2 separate regions of the Homo sapiens genome follow, and region 2 is linked to region 1. Evidence: chromatin contacts called from ENCODE Hi-C or POLR2A ChIA-PET data. All regions are on one chromosome and are shown on one strand. The core of a region is the stretch at or near the end of the contact, and the rest is flanking DNA. Distances in the headings are between cores, read along the strand shown. Region 1 has its middle 54 kb from the start of DNAJC6-AS1. Region 2 overlaps PDE4B (phosphodiesterase 4B).

What was found. A loop is a pair of places that touch in the nucleus more often than their neighbours do. ChIA-PET counts read pairs that join two places held with the same protein, here RNA polymerase II (POLR2A). Pooled maps may share reads with other maps.
Region 2: a map of naive thymus-derived CD4-positive, alpha-beta T cell shows a loop between it and region 1 (2.5-fold over the local background). The contact joins two enhancer-like sites. A Hi-C loop is called at or near these places in 2 of 168 maps with a recorded cell type or tissue (both naive thymus-derived CD4-positive, alpha-beta T cell) and 3 of 50 pooled maps. POLR2A ChIA-PET finds 5 or more read pairs at or near these places in 2 of 52 experiments (BJ and WTC11).

The regions. Positions count from the first base shown.
Region 1 is chr1:65,252,622-65,257,255 of GRCh38, reverse strand. No RefSeq gene overlaps it. Among named protein-coding and RNA genes, the nearest start is that of DNAJC6-AS1, 54 kb to the left of the region's middle. RefSeq lists silencers at 2,507-2,576, 2,667-3,166. Within about 2 kb of position 2,880, at least 14 of the 41 ENCODE cell types and tissues checked have a DNase peak (open chromatin) inside an H3K27ac peak, as active enhancers do.
Region 2 is chr1:66,334,102-66,338,798 of GRCh38, reverse strand. All of the region lies in intron 8 of PDE4B (phosphodiesterase 4B), which reads right to left. Among named protein-coding and RNA genes, the nearest start is that of SGIP1, 200 kb to the left of the region's middle. RefSeq lists enhancers at 1,704-1,753, 1,814-1,863. Within about 2 kb of position 3,447, at least 31 of the 41 ENCODE cell types and tissues checked have a DNase peak (open chromatin) inside an H3K27ac peak, as active enhancers do.

The DNA.
Region 1 (4,634 bases), core at 1,631-4,130:
AGAGGTGTGGGATGGCAATGAGCCCTGGGAAGCTGTGAGTAAACGCTAGGTCAGGAACGCAGAAGCGGAGATGGTTGTATAGGCACTAAAGATCTGGTTTTAAAAATTATAAAACTAATGCAGGAACAGAAAACCAAACACCAGTTGTTCTCACTTATAAGTGGGAGCTGAACAATGAGAACACAAGGACACAGGGAGGGAACCAACACACAATGGGGCCCGTGGTGGTGAGGGCAGGGGAGGGAGGGCATCAGGAAAAATAGCTAATGCATGCTGGGCTTAATACCTAAGTGATGGGCTGATAGGTGCAGCAAACCACCAAGGCACACCTTTACCTATGTAACAAACCTGAACATCCTACATGTGTATCCCGGAACTTTAAAGATTTTAAAAATTAAAATAAAAATTATAAAACTAGAACACTTATTCTAATCCAAGTTACTACAGTGGCAATATTCATCTATTCCTCTTTTGTAAGCATTCACACAACATCTGGAATAACACTATGCATGTAATTATCACTCAAGGAATACTTGTTGCAATCATCGATCTCATTCAAGCTCATGATAAAAAGTGGTCAGCCTTCGGCCCTATTAAGTTTCAGCAATAGTTCTTTTTGTTTGTTTGTCTGAGACAGAATCTCACTCTGTGGCCCAGGCTGGAGTGCAGTGGTGCAATCTCAGCTCACTGCAGCCTCTGCCTCTTGGGTTCAAGCGATTCTCCTGCCTCAGCCTCCCAGGTAGCTGGAACTACAGGTGTATGCCACCACGCCCAGCTAATTTTTGTATTTTTAGTAGAGACGGGGTTTCACCACCTTGGCCAGGCTGGGCTCGAACTCCTGACCTTAAGTGATCCGTCCGCCTGGCCTCCCAAAGTGCTGGGATTACAGGGGTGAGCCACTGCGCCCGGCCTCAGCAATAGTTCTTGATGACAGTATGGAAAGAATTTTGTTGGTGCACTGACTTTTAAAAAGTAGGAACACATACTTAAAAGCCGGCAAGATGACAATGACAAGCTGCAGAGTCTCCCTAACAACCACCAATAGAAAAGCTTGTTTCCAATGCAATAAATAAATATTTGAAAGATAATTATTGCTGGTCATTTTCAAATTTATTTTTATAATGCTTAATAGGTGCTAACACTTTATAACTACTAACTCGTTTAATTCATTAATTTATTTAATCCTCAAAACACCGGGGGTGGGTGAGGGGGACTATATCGATGGCAGGGTCCTGGTGCAATCTGGCTCTGCCCTGCATCCGGTCGGCCATTTTAGAAATAAGGCATGTCAACCCCCCAGAGGAAGGATCCTCAGATGATGGAAACAGACAAAAAGGACAAGACAAGACACATTCATAAGCAGTATCTACACAGTACCAAGCCCTGCACTTAGCCTCGTGGGGGATGCAAAGATGAAATGGATGAGAATGTGGAATCTTTAATACCAGATGAACAGTGACAAACGCTCTACAGGTGACGAAATGCTAAAGGAGGGGTTACAGGTGGCAGGAACCACAGAGATTTCAGCGAGGAGACTGCATTTGTGCTAGTCTTGGCAGGAGGGTAGGAATCCGGCAGGCTGAGATGCGAGCATGGACACTGCAGACAGAGAAAAGCCGGGAGCCCCCAGATCAGGTCACTTCCCTGCTTAGCACACTTCAGTGTTTTCCCAGCTCACGTAGAATAAAATCCGAACTCCTCTTCATGTTCTGCCCAGACCTCGATCCAGGCCCTGCATCCCTCTCTTTCCCCTTGCTCAATTCAGGCACTCTGGGAACCTTTCCACTTGCTATTCTCTATTACTCGGCTTCACGCTAGAGTAACTCCTAGTCAGTCCTCGGGTCTCCGCTGACTTGCAATGCCTCGGAGAGGCCTTCCCAGTCCGCCTGCCATGGAAGCTCGGGGACCTGCCTTTTTTCCTCTGTCAGCAGACTGATTCCCTCTAAGCGCACATAGCAATGTGTACCGGGCTTTCTCTGTTTTGCGTGTGTAATGTCTGTCTTCCTCTCTAGAAGTAGTTCCAAGATCCGGGCTTTGCCCATCGTGTTCTCCGGCCAAGGCAGATGGAGGGGCTCGATAAAAATTGTGGAATGAATGAATGGAGTGAGTCAGTGATTGGCTGTGAGTTGAGGCCCTGGCGAGGACAGGACTGAGTGTGCTTGGAAATAGTTTATCGTGGCGAGAGCTTCGAAATCACCGCAGGCAGGTAGAGAGGAGGTGGGTACAGGGCGGGAGGACCTTGAAGGGAGCCTCGGGTTCTGATTCATTCCCCCAGTAGGCACTGCATTGCAGGCGCCAGGCCAGGTGCTGGGGGCCGGGGACAAGCTAACCTCAGTGAGGCTGTGTCGCCGCGCCACCGTGGCTTCCCTGTGTCCAGAGCCAAAGCAACGAGCAGGGGCTAGAGGAAAGGAGACTGTGCCGACATCAGCCCCTGCGCTTCCCCAGCGGTCCCGGTACCCGCGACCGAGGGTCGGGTTCGGGCGTCGCCTAGGCATCCAGGCTCCCAGGGCCGGGAACGCGACCCGAGAGACCGCCGGGGACGGCCCCGCCGCCGCTGCGCCCCTGCCTCAGGGTAACAGGTCCCGACCGGCCGCGCCCACACTCACCCTGCGCCGCCTGGCGAGCTGAGCGTGGCCTCCACAGCCGCCGGGTCGCCTTCCACGGCCGCCGCAAGGAAAACAGCTTCCGGCTCTTCTGGCCTCCCTTCTCAGTGGCGCCCATCGGTGCGCCGCGCCCTCCCCCGCCGCGGTCGCCCGAGCCGAGCGCCACCGCTCGCCGCCGCCGCCGCGCGTCTGCCAGGTGCCGGGCCGCTGCTGGGAGATGCGCGCCGGGGGCGGAGCTTGGGGCCGGGAGCCGTGGCTGGCGCCGACAGGGGAGGCTGCCCGGCTCCGCCCACACGGCGGCGCCTGGCGCCCGAGGCGTGCGGGTGCGCGCGGGCCCGCGCCGCTCACTCGGGGGGCACCGTTAGCACCCTTTATTAACACAGGAGTCCTAGGGGGCTCTCACCCGTTTTATCTCCCTGTTACAAACCATACACTCCACACTCCGAGAGGGTAAGGCATCTGCCCACAATCACACAGCGCTAAAGAAATTCCAGAGCCCTAGACTCTGACGATGTTTACTCACACCGTGCTACCGCCTCAAAATGAAACATCACGTTAGAACGTGGTTTTAGTTCTGACAGATATTCCTGTTTTCCTAATACAAGAGATTACTAGTCACCCACATGATTTTTTAAGAACTTGTTCTATGTCCAGTTACTTTTACACACATTTCATGAAACCTCATTGCAACCCCGTGGTGTGGGAGGCGTTTCCCATTTTCCAGATGAGGAAACTGAGATGGCAGAAGTGAGGCTCCCTCACCCCATCCCCATGCCATCACTGGTCTCTGTTGAGATTTTGCTTGGAATTGGGAGAGACTGAGAGGAAGATCAAAACCAATGCCCTTGAACACGACCTGGCTGCAATAATAATAGCTAATATTTATAGAATGCTTTTTATGTGGCAGATTTTACATACATCATCTTATTTAACCCCTCCAGTAATACTCGTGGGGCAGAAACAATCTCCAAACTCAACAGATAGGGAAACCGAGCGTCAGAGAGTACAGGTTAGATATCTAAAACCTCAGTAAAAAGGTTTTATGTTAGGTCAAATTATGAAATTGCCATTTTTGTAGGCCCAAATAATATCAGACAAGAGCTTCTATCGGTGACCAAAATTAAAATCACCAGTGGAGATCGGACACGGTGTCTCACGCCTGTAGTCCCAGCACTTCAGGCGGCTGAGGCAGTCGGATCACTTGAGCCCAGGAGTTCAAGAGCAGCCTGCACAACAAAGCAAAAACCCGTCTCTACCAAAAATGCATACACACACACACACACACACACACACACACACAGACACAAATTAGCCAGGCATGGTGGCACACACCTTCAGTCCCAGCTACTCAGGAGGCTGAGGTGGGAGAATCACCTGTGCCCAGCGAGTTAGAGGCCGCAGTGAGCCGAGAAGGTGCCACTGCACTCCAGCCTGGCTGACAGAGTCACGTTATCTAAAAAAAAAAAAAAAAAAAAAAAAAAAAAAATCACCAGTGGAGACAGGTGAAAATCGAATGCCTGCAGATGTGATATGCTGAGAAAGACACATCATCTATGGAGTATTCTGGCCAAACATGCACAGCATGAAGCTAATCATGGGGAAACATCAGATAAACCCAAAATGAGGAATCCACTATTAAAAGGAGCAGGGAAGTGCTGTATTCTTCAAAAGTATCAATGTCATAAAATAAGAAGAAAAGCTATGGAGATATTCTAGATTCAAGGTGACTGGGCTGGATGCAGTGGCTCACACCTGTAATCCCAGCACTTTGGAAGGCCGAGGCAGATGAATCACCTGAGGTCAGGAGTTCCAGACCCAACATGGCGAAACCCCGTCTCTACTAAAAATACAAAAATTAGCTGGGCATGGTGGCGTGCACCTGTAATCCCAGCTACTCGGGAGGCTGAGGCAGGAGAATCACTTGGACCTGGGAGGCGGAGGTTACAGTGAGCCAAGATTGCGCCATTGCACTCCAGCCTGGGAGACAGACCAAGACTCCATCTCAAAAAAAAAAAAAAAAAAAGGTGACAG
Region 2 (4,697 bases), core at 2,198-4,697, 1.1 Mb before region 1:
GATCCGCCCGCCTCGGCCTCCCAAAGTGCTGGGATTACAGGCGTGAGCCACCGCGCCCGGCCAAGAATAGCTTATCTCTATTTCCCTTTTTATTTTGAGAAGCAGGGAAAAAGGGAATTTGGGGTTAGTCTACAGTGCTTTGAACAGACCTTTACTATCTTATCTTAGGCTATGTTGGAGAATTTTAAGAAACAGATAGTGAAGTGAGCAAATTGATCTGAAATAGGCAATGGATTAGTTTAATACTATTATTTGCATTTTTATGAGCACTTTATAACCATTTTCTATAATTGCGATTGCTCTTTCCCCTTACACTGCTTCCCAGGCAAGAAGACTGAGCTTAGGGCAATTAATGGCCATCCTAGAGGCTGTGAGTATGGTAGCTACAGAATATAAATTTGAACTAGGCCTCACTAATAATGCTTGCCACAGTTGAAAGAACAAGATCACCCACCAACCAATCCAAAATCCCCTTAGAAGAATTATTAAATAACTCTAAACTTTTTTCTTTCTTTATATGCCTCATTGGGATCATTGATGGTAAGTCAGATGGACTGGATATGAATCCTGGCTCTATGATTTACCTTAAGCAAGTTATTTCAACTTTGTATGCCTCACTTTACTCATCTGTAAAGCAGGAATAATAACAGTACCTATTTCAAAGTGTTACTGTGAATATTGATTACAGAATGAGGTAAAGAGCTTAGCACAATGTTTGCATACACCTGTAAAGGTAGTTCTGTTGTTTACTAATATTATTCAATCAATAAACTGAAGAGCTGGGTCTTTTCCAATTATTTTGTTTTATAGAAGAGAATATGGAAAGATTCCAAATAGTTTTATTGTCTATATTACTATACCTAAGTAAAGGCAGGGCTAGAACTCAAACTCATGGCTTATTCCTAGGCTCTTTTCACTTTATTTTGCTCCCTCCATAATTTAGTCTATATAAATCTGAGCAGTAAAGAGAGAAAAGTTGAACCAAAAAAATGTGTGAGTGCCCACCTGGCTACCAGAACTGATTTTAATTCTATTCTGCCCTCTAATCCAGGGTCACCTCTAACATGTGTGGGGCCACACACTGTAAGTCTAAATATACAAAGATATACATTGAGCTATCTCCTTTACCTTGACAGATATCCCTCCATAACAGCCTGGAAGGTCAGGTTGAATTTAGAATTCTTGAACTCCTTGGATATGGGTTGGCCCTCCTCTTTCCCCATGTCCTTCCATCTCCAGGGACCTGTGAGCAGCCGTCGTGAGCCCTGGACCGCAGCCTGCTTACCCAAGTTCCTCCTACACAAGTCTCTTCACACCTCTCATTGCTGCCTCTTGGTTAAACTCCTTAGGCCTAAGGGTGTGTATGCCTGCAGCACATCCCAGGAAGAGGCTTGTGTGGCCGGGAAGTGGGTTCAAAGCCATTTGGACAGAGAATGTGGGGGTCCAGCAGATGCAAAATGTAGTTTAGAGAGGGGAGCAAAGCTGCTCCCTTGGCCCGGCCAACTCCTTACTTCCTTGGGTGGAGGGCAGCAGAAGGAAGGCCAGGCTAAGGCCCTCTGATTACAGCACAGGGCCCAGCAAATGGATGCATCTTATGCTAAGGGCGGCACTGCTGTAATCATATCATTACATTTTAGGCAAAAGTGGCATGAATATTCCTTTCAAGGACTGAGCGCCTGTCTACCCTCTCTCTTACAGAGTTCTAAGATGAATCCATTGGCCAGTAAGATCTATTTCCTGTCAGTTCTGCAGGAGCTGGCATTTTCCATAGTTATTGATTATTTAGTTAAATACAAAATGGTTCACCCCTCATTAGGGCAATCAGCCTGTCATGATCACCATCCAGTGTCATGCAGCCTAATTCCCAGCTGGCTCGGGGCCTGGTAGAATAGTGTGACTTTATCCTGCAAACCCAAGAGCACTGGCAATTAGTTGCCTTTGTGCTCCATGTTTAGTACTGTAGTATGGCTGCACCTGAAGAACTGGAAAAATAAGCCTGCATAGCCAGGAGGACTCACTTCCTCATGATGGTTATCTGTAGCCGACTTCACAATGCCTTAAGAGAAGAAGGACCATCTATCTTCCATTTCTATCTTAGCAAACATTTACTCAAGTGCTAAGTCCTAATGCTTCATTCTAAAAAAAAAGTACTAATACACAGGGCCACTCTTCAACAACAGAATATCCATTTTCACCCAGCAGCACCCAACCTTTGTTCTGCATATAAAACAGCCCCAGAGCCAAACCAATGGAGAATGAAAAGGACAGTGGAGGGCGTTTGTGGGGGAAGTGAAGACAGTGACTAGTTGCTTGAATATAGCTTTTCTGAATACCACAGTATGTTCATCTTTTGAAAAACATTTAGCATTCTGGGTAAGAATGACCCTTTTGACGTTTTTCACCTGAAAATTCTAGGTGAAAGACTAGGTTTCTCAGTACAATGAGGGAAGGAACACCTCCCCATTCCCCGCCAGTCACAATTACGCCTCCCTGGGATTGTTCTGGGTTGGTCCTTCCTCAGCCACTGTTGTTGCAACCCTGTACTTTACTGACTGCGTCTGTCAGGAAGGAGACAGGAAATTGTAGTCACCCTCACAGCAGCTGCGCCATTCCTCCTATCCTCCTCTAATGACGTTGGTTGGCTTTGGTGACACGAGGTCAGGAACTGAGCCACAGTGAAGGTCAGGAAGATAGGTCACTGTTTATGCCGTTGTTGGGCTGGGGACCCTGCTGAGGCTATTTGCTTTCTTCCTTTCTATACTGTTTCTCTTTCCGTTCCTCTTTTTATAATGGAGAGCCAAAGCATCCTGTTTTCAAAACATCTGACTGTTTTGCCACTGAGGAACTCATGCTCTGATGCATTTTGCTGAAGTGTAAGACAATTCTTCTAATTCAGGAGGTGATGAAAATTGAAACACAAAATTAATGAACAATTCTAAGAAGGCAATCTGTTGTTAAGCAAAACGGCTAGCTCTAACATGTCTAATCGAATTTGGGCAGCTGGCAGGAGGTTCACTAGCCATCCTTTTCATCTTAAATAACAATACCATTGCCTTGTAAAACTTCTGCTGAACTTATTCCATCTTCTAGTAATTCTTGGAGGAAAATAATTTACAAGACTAACCTACCTGGCAGCACCATTCTCTAAAATTCTGGAATTCCATCTGGACTGTGGCCAGCATTAAGGGATCAGAGAAATTTGGGCCAAACAGAGGACGATGTTTCTTAGCTAACTCTCTAGGCTATGAAGTACATTTGAGAAAGTCTTTTAGGAGATTTGAATCACTCAGTTTTCTTCAAAATTTAAAGGATTAAGGAAAACAAACAAACTAAAAAAGCACAACCCTACCTAGATGAAGTAAAGATGAAAGATGCTTGCTTTTCCTCCACCAAACACAGTTAACTCTCTACCAGTTGCATGTAGACTGCACTTATGTAATTCCCAAATACCCCTCAGCATAACACAATTTCACCTATCGCTGTTCTTAAGATCAGACATTGCAAACAAAACTTAGTGGCCACGTAGCTGAAACAGAACTAGGAACACAGAGTTTTTGCAAAAATGTAGTGGATACCACTGATAAGTACACTCCCTCTATAACATTTCTTCACATCACTTCCAGATCTGCAACTCAGAGATTTACACTGGCTCCTTAGTTGATAAGGGTAAGCAAAATATGGCCAAATAAGACTACATAGTAAAGGGAGTGATGATCATGATAAAGTTTTAAGATGTCAACTTGGATGGAAATCTCAGATAATTTCAGCAACATTGAAAACTGAATATGGAATATAGTTTTTTTTTGCCATGGATAATTCAGTTCCCAAAGAACTGGTGTAGATCAATTTCTTTCTGGTGGCCACAAAAATGTTTGCATTGCATTATCTCGAACTCCTGGGCTCAAGCAATCCCAAAGTGCTGCCTCGACCTCCCAAAGTGCTGGGATTACAGGCGTGAGCCACCACTCCCTGGCCTCATTGCCTTATATCATATGTGTCATGGTGCATGTTATGCTCAAGCTTAACCTGAGACAATTATCTGAATAATCAATAATTTTTTAAAGGTAGTAAAGTAAAAAGAGATATTTTTAAAAATTAATCTTAGCTGTCAGTTGGGCATCATTCATGCACTAAATAATTGCTTTCCCTGACAACCTTTCCACTGTAGAACTAGAAAATGACTGAGGCTGCATGCTTTTTACTTAAGCTAACTGTGTCAGCATTGAAGGTTAGCCCTTTTGTTAGGGTTAGCTCTATTCAACTTTCATTGCTTCCTGCACACAACACCATAAAGGAGGAGCGGAAGCCTGAGGGATTGGAATCCTCACCCGTGTCTACAGAGTGCCTGGTCTCAGAGCCTTACTAACTACTATGCTGAATAAGATTATTTTTAATAAATTTGCAAGACAGTCAATGTCTAATTCCAGCACTCTAGGCATGAATGGGATTAGAATACTACAGCATATTGACACTCAAAATGAAAATTAATGGCAATTTGTAGTTTCTCAGGGGGTACTCTTTTTCTCTTCTTGGAGTTAATTGCCTGCTTTATCTTGGTGACTCTAGTTAGTATATTTTGGTGACTATTGAAGTTTGCCATGTTCTCTATGGTGAAAGCTGTTGAAAAACTACCCCATAAATGTTGGATCTACATCTTGCATAGCCGTCAATTACCACAAAATACAGGGAACAGAGTG